2 separate regions of the Homo sapiens genome follow, and region 2 is linked to region 1. A link is a loop called in an ENCODE intact Hi-C map of the cell type or tissue named here. Cell type or tissue: MCF 10A. All regions are shown on one strand. Links, peaks and the distances in the headings refer to the core of each region. The heading gives the core; the rest is flanking DNA. Region 1 has its middle 4.9 kb from the start of DEFB116. Region 2 holds the start of DEFB123 (defensin beta 123).

Region 1 (2,916 bases), core at 113-2,612:
AAAATAAGAAATAAATTCAAGGACTAAAAAGTAGGAGCTAGTTCCACAGATTGTGGAAATCGATAAACAAATTCAAAGATTGATAGAAATAAATGGGCAAAGAATAGCCAATATAATTGTGAAGAACAAAGTTAGAGAATTTACATTCCTGGATATTAAGACTTATTATAAAGCCATAGTAATTAGTAAAATGTACTACTGATGCAAAGATAAAGAAACTAAGGAACAAAATAGAGTCTAGAAAGAGATCTAATCATGTATGATTCCATGAGAAAAGTAGAACAGTAGAGTAATGGCAGAAGGATGGTATTTTCAATAAATGGTTATCAGTTGATCTTTCCTTCACACCTAAAATCAGTTCCATGTAGATAATAATAATAATAAAACAATAAAGTTTTTAGAACAAACATAAGAAAGTATGTTTAAGACCTTGGGGTAAGTAAAGATTTCTTAAGACACAGAATGTACCAACTGTAAAGAAAGAGATTGATAAATTAGACTTCATTAAAATTAGGAACATCTGTTGAACAAAAGATGTCATTAAGAGGCAGAAAAGTTAAGCCACAAAATTGTGACAGCTATTTTCAAAACCTATAACCAACAAAGATCTTGTGTCTTGAATACATGAAGAATTTTTACAATTCATTAAGAAAAACTCAGACACGCACTCCAAGAACAAAAAAGCCAAAGTGTTGAACAGAGCATCCGAATGACCCATAAATATATGAAAAAGCTCTTAATTCCACTGGTCATTAAGGAAATACAAATTAAAACTGTAATGAGCTATCATTACACACAGAGATTAGCTAAACTTAATGAAGATTAACAATATCAAGTATCAGTGGGGGTGTATTAAAATGGTACACCACTTTGGGAAGCTATTTGACAGCAGATTAAAAAGCTGATCACATGCATATCTATGACCTCTCAATTTCCCCAATAGAAAGGCCTACATATGTGCATAAAAAGTTACGAACAAGAGTGTTCATAGTAGCATTATTTATAATGACCCCAAACTAGAAAGAACCCAATGCTTATGATCAGTAGTATGGATAAATTAGTTATGGTAATGGAACACTATGCCATAATAAAAATGAGTGAACAATTGCTATCTCCACACAACATGGACAGATCTCAAAACAATGATGAGTCAAACTTTCTGGAGACTGTAACTTTAATAGTAGAGTTACAGTCTATTCAGTCACTGATGCTTTTCTCACAGGTAAAGCACGTATCCAGGTGTGTTGCTCCTTCCTGTGATAGTGATGTGAGTTACCAGCAACACTTGGTAGTGTCCTTCTCAGCACTATGATAATCTAGCCTGCCATTGGGTAAGTTCAGTGTAGATTGTCTCCTAGTCTGTATTAGCAACATACCGTTTCAGGGGGATTCTTCCATCTTTTGGCCACACGATGGCGTAATAAGCCTAGGGAAATGAGAAAACTCTGTGATTTCCTTCGTATAAAGTAACAGGCTAGGCTTCACTGCTAAACACATAGCGCTTCCAAACATTAACTCAAAAGGAGAAATATCATGCTTGCTACAGGGAGTTAACCTTAAGTTTCATAGAACAAATACTAAGGCTCTGAGTCACTGTAAGCCAGTGGCTTCATTTAATTTAGCCAAATGGTTTTTTTTTCTTTTTTCTTTTCTCGTTTCTTTCTTTCTTTTTTTTTTTTTTTTTGAGACGGAGTCTCCCTCTGCTGGCCAGGCTGGAGTGCAGTGGCGCGATCTTGGCTCACTGCAACAACCTCTGCCTCCTGGGTTCAAGCGATCCTCCTGCCTCAGCCTCCCAAGTAGCTGGGATTACAGGCGCTCTCCACCATGCCCAGCTAATTTTTGTATTTTTTGTAGAGACGGGGTTTCGCCATGTTGGCCAGGCTGGTCTCAAACTCTTGGGCTCAAGTGATCTGTCCACCTCGGCCTCCCAAAGTGCTGGGATTACAGGTGTGAGCCACTGCACCTGGCATAGTTTAGCCAAATAATTCCTTAGAGTAAGTTTCATTTGTTCCATTTGTCCAGAAAACTGGGGATGATAGGAAGTATAAATTATTGGTATTTGTAGGGTTTTACTGAGCCCCTGATTTGCCACAGGGAGAATGATTTTCCATGTCAGATTCTCTATGTTCAGGAATTCCGAAGACTGGGATGTCATAATTTAGTAAGGCCTTGATCACTATTTGAGCACTTCCTTGAGCCAAAGCAAATACTTCTGTCCATCCAGGCATCATACTAAAGAGTATTTCTTAGCTTGTGATGACCGAAGCTCTATAATATTCATTTGCCACCGGGTCCTGGGAACTTTGGCCTGAGTGGGCTTCCTTGGCTTACTGTAGGTATTCCCTGTAAAGAAATTTTCTGACAGACAGCACATGCTCGTATTATTTACCGAATTATTTGACCTTATTACAGGAGTGGTAAGATTCCAAGATTTTCAGTATATTCCTTTTGTTTAAGTGATATTGCTGGTTGGATGGCATGAAAAACCAGTACAGGAATATCTCATTGGGTAATTCTCATATTTTCTGTGGTGCTCTTTTTAGCTTTCCTTGATGTCTAATTTTCTAACTTGGGGGGAGTCTCATATTACTGAAACCATGAATAGGACTCCCCATAGATGTGATGGGACTTCAATTTCCTCAGTCCAAATCTTAGTAGCTATTTTCATGCAAATTTATTTAGATAATTCATCTTATCTATGAGTTCTACAATGAACATAAATCTGTTGGGGAAATTGCAATGACTCTAACAAATCAACAGTCCATTTATGTGTGATATTTTGTTCTCATTAATGTTAGAAAGACTCTGTTCTTCCAAATTTGGTCTGTAGCATGACATGCCCCAAACACATATTTACTATCAGTATAGATATTGACTATATCTATGTAAAGATATGGCTAATTTAAAAGTTCATGT
Region 2 (2,916 bases), core at 94-2,593, 130 kb before region 1:
AGGTGGCTCATGCTGGAATTGGTGGGTGGTAGGTCTGACCAGGGTCTTTCTCTGTTTAAACCTTCCCATGGGTCCCTCACCTGGCATTTGAGGCCCACTGAGACCTGGAGCTTGAATGCTTCCTCAGCTTTACCCCCGCCTCTCTCCTAACCCACCCCTCCATGTTATGCAGGTCCCCGACACTCCCATGCTCTCTCCCGCATCCAACCTTTGCATAGGCTGACCTCTCTGCCTGGGACACCCTTCTGCTTTCCCCTCTCCTTCCTTTTCTATTTTCGACTCACTTTTTAGGACTCAGGATATCCCTCCAGGAGGACTCTCCTTTCCCTCAGCCTGGGCTGGACCATGTGTACCCAGCCCCCTGGTTTCCCACTGCCACAGCCGTGTCACCCTGGGTTATAAATGCTATTTAACTGTCTCCTCCAGTTAGTTCCCCTGGCACCATGTCATTTATCTCCGTGGTCCTAGCTTCCAGCGCAGAGTCTGGCACAGAGACAGCTAAGTACAAATGAGCTTTCTCTCCCATTAAGGTAGCTGTGATCTTCACAAAGCTTCGTTCATTCTGGGGACTATTTTGCAAAAGGGCCATACCTGCCTCTCCTCTTTCCTGCTTCTCTTGCTCACCCCTCCCACTCCTCCTCACACACTAGGCCACCCCCACATGCTCCCTGGAGCTGGGCAGGAAGAGGAGGGATGGAGCCGCTGAGAGAGCAGCTCTGGATGTTGTAGTTGTCATCTATCAGCTGGCACCTGCTGCTGGTGAGGCGCCTCCTGCCTCCTATACGTGGTGCTAGATGACAACCTGCAGCCCATCCTTCTAGCCCTTGGGATTCTCTGACCAGGCCTTAGTCTCTAAGCCCTGCCCCTTCCTTAAGGAGGTTCAGGTTACCTGGAGTCAGCTGGGATAAGAGCAGCAGCACAGTCAAAGTCAGCAAAAGGAGCTTCATGGCTAAGGCAGCCCAAAATGAAGCTGCAAGTCCGATGCCACGGCTGAGCTAATGGGAGAAGGAGAGTGCCTGGCCTGTGGCTCGCACTCCCTCAGCTGCCCACGGGTACAGCCCTCACACTCTGACTGGACACCCCTCCCTTTGTCATTTAGGTCAGCAGGGAGAGGACAGCCAACAAGGTCCAGGGCCCAAGACTTAATATACTACCCGTTCCTTCCACCCAGCTCCAAACTGCCTGAACCCAGTGACCAGCAGGAGGCGCCACAAACACCGGCTCCGGAAGGTCAGGGAAGACGGCAGAGTTTTGAAGAATAAATACAAAGCAACAGGTAGATGAGCTGAAATGGGGTTCCAGGTGGAGGAATGTCTGTACAAAGGCTCATGTTGGTGTTGAAAATGAGAAATATGACATAACCAGAGCAAAAACTGAGAGGAAAACGGCAGAAAGAGATGAAGCTCCGAGCACCAGCCTGTCTGTCACAGCCCCCTGCTGGGTTCTAACATGCGGTGGCCCTCCCCCTAGGGTCATCCTTCCGCTTCCTCAGAGATCTGAGAACCAACCACTCAGAATCCTTCTTCTGAACTCGGGTTTTGAAAACTCATTCTTGGCCGGGCACGGTGGCTCACGCCTGTAATCCCAGCAGTTTGGGAGGCCAAGGTGGGTGGATCACTTGAGGTCAGGAGTTCGAGACCAGCCTGGCCAACATGGTGAAACCCCATCTCTACTACAAATACAAAAAGTAGCCAGGTGTGGTGGTGCATGCCTATAATCCCAGCTACTTGGGAGGCTGAGGCAAGATAATCGCTTGAACCTGGGGAGGCTGTGGTGAGCCGAGATCGCGCCACTGCACTCCCGACTGGGCGACAGAGCAAGACTCTGTCTCAGAAAAGAAAAGAAAAGGCATCTCTTTCCTTTAGTTCCCTCAGCCCTCGGGTGGTAGCTGCATCCTGTAGTTACTGTTTCTCTGACTGGACCCTGCTTGAAACAGATGTCAAGGGTATAATAGCATACAGAGGGATTACAAGGGAAAAACAACAACAACAACAACAACAGTGAAAGCCATTTCTGTAGGGGCAGAAAACAGTCAATGGGGTTGAAAACTGAAAGGTAAGTGAAACAGTGAGGTCAGCAAGTGTAAATAATTCTTTCTAAAACCCTTACAATGAAGAGAAGAAGAGACACTGGCTAGGAAGGGACTCAGTGGAAAGCCTGGAAGTCCACCTTTCCTGTGCTGTTCATTTTTGGTAAGGAGGCTCATTTCATTTCTTTTTTTTTCTTAATTTTAAAAACTATTTTTTATCTTTTTGTTTTTGTTGTTGTTTTGGATACAGGGTCTTGCTCTGTTGCCCAGGCCTGGAGAAATAATGTATCTGTTGGATTCTTTTCTCCCTAAAAGAAGAGATTTTCCCACTGCCTGAAATGCCAGGATATATGGAGGATTTTTGTATTGAGAGTGACAGCAGAGTTGAAAATATTGGGTAACTAGTCCTGACACTGCTACTAGCTTTCTATGTGACCTTGGAAGAATTACTTTTTTTTTTTTTCTGGGTCTCAATCTCTTCAATTAAGGATTTGGGGCAGATGTGCAGTAGGGATCAATATATCCATCATATTATATGGTTTTCTATATAAAAGACACAGAAAGTAAAAGAATGCAGCAATCCAGGTTTTCAACACCAAAACAGGGCAAGGTAATTGGGTTTTCAGATAAGGATTCTCTAGCCTGCCCTTATCAGCCCCCAAGTCTCTGAACCACTTATATCACAGGTCTTTTCTCTTGACCCCAACTCCCAAGTACACTGTGTGGGTCTTGCAAAATCATTGTCCATCTCTGGGCCTGCTCCTTGCATAGTCAATGTAGCAATTTTGCTCTTGTTTTGAAGCCTTTGTAGTCCTCCTGAGGACTCTGGAGTAGCTGTGTATCCACAATGGGCAGGGGATAAGGGAGATGTCAAGGGAGCAGAGGGA

Evidence for each region. Hi-C counts contacts between places; a loop is a spot of excess contacts. Peaks named below come from ENCODE experiments on the same cell type or tissue, not always from the same donor. Only the 100,000 strongest peaks of a DNase experiment are listed, where the experiment ranks them.
Region 2: a loop joins it to region 1, with 5 times the contacts of the local background. A loop is called at or near these places in 2 of 110 quality-filtered maps.

The regions. Positions count from the first base shown.
Region 1 is chr20:31,312,039-31,314,954 of GRCh38, reverse strand. No RefSeq gene overlaps it. Among named protein-coding and RNA genes, the nearest start is that of DEFB116, 4.9 kb to the right of the region's middle. In MCF 10A, for the core only: a CTCF peak has its summit at 1,462; a DNase peak (open chromatin) is centred at 1,414.
Region 2 is chr20:31,438,730-31,441,645 of GRCh38, reverse strand. DEFB123 (defensin beta 123) reads right to left here and starts at 1,014. Exons shown (of 2, transcript NM_153324.4): 1 at 890-1,014. The coding sequence starts at 947. In MCF 10A, for the core only: a CTCF peak has its summit at 1,108; no DNase peak of the experiment used is centred there.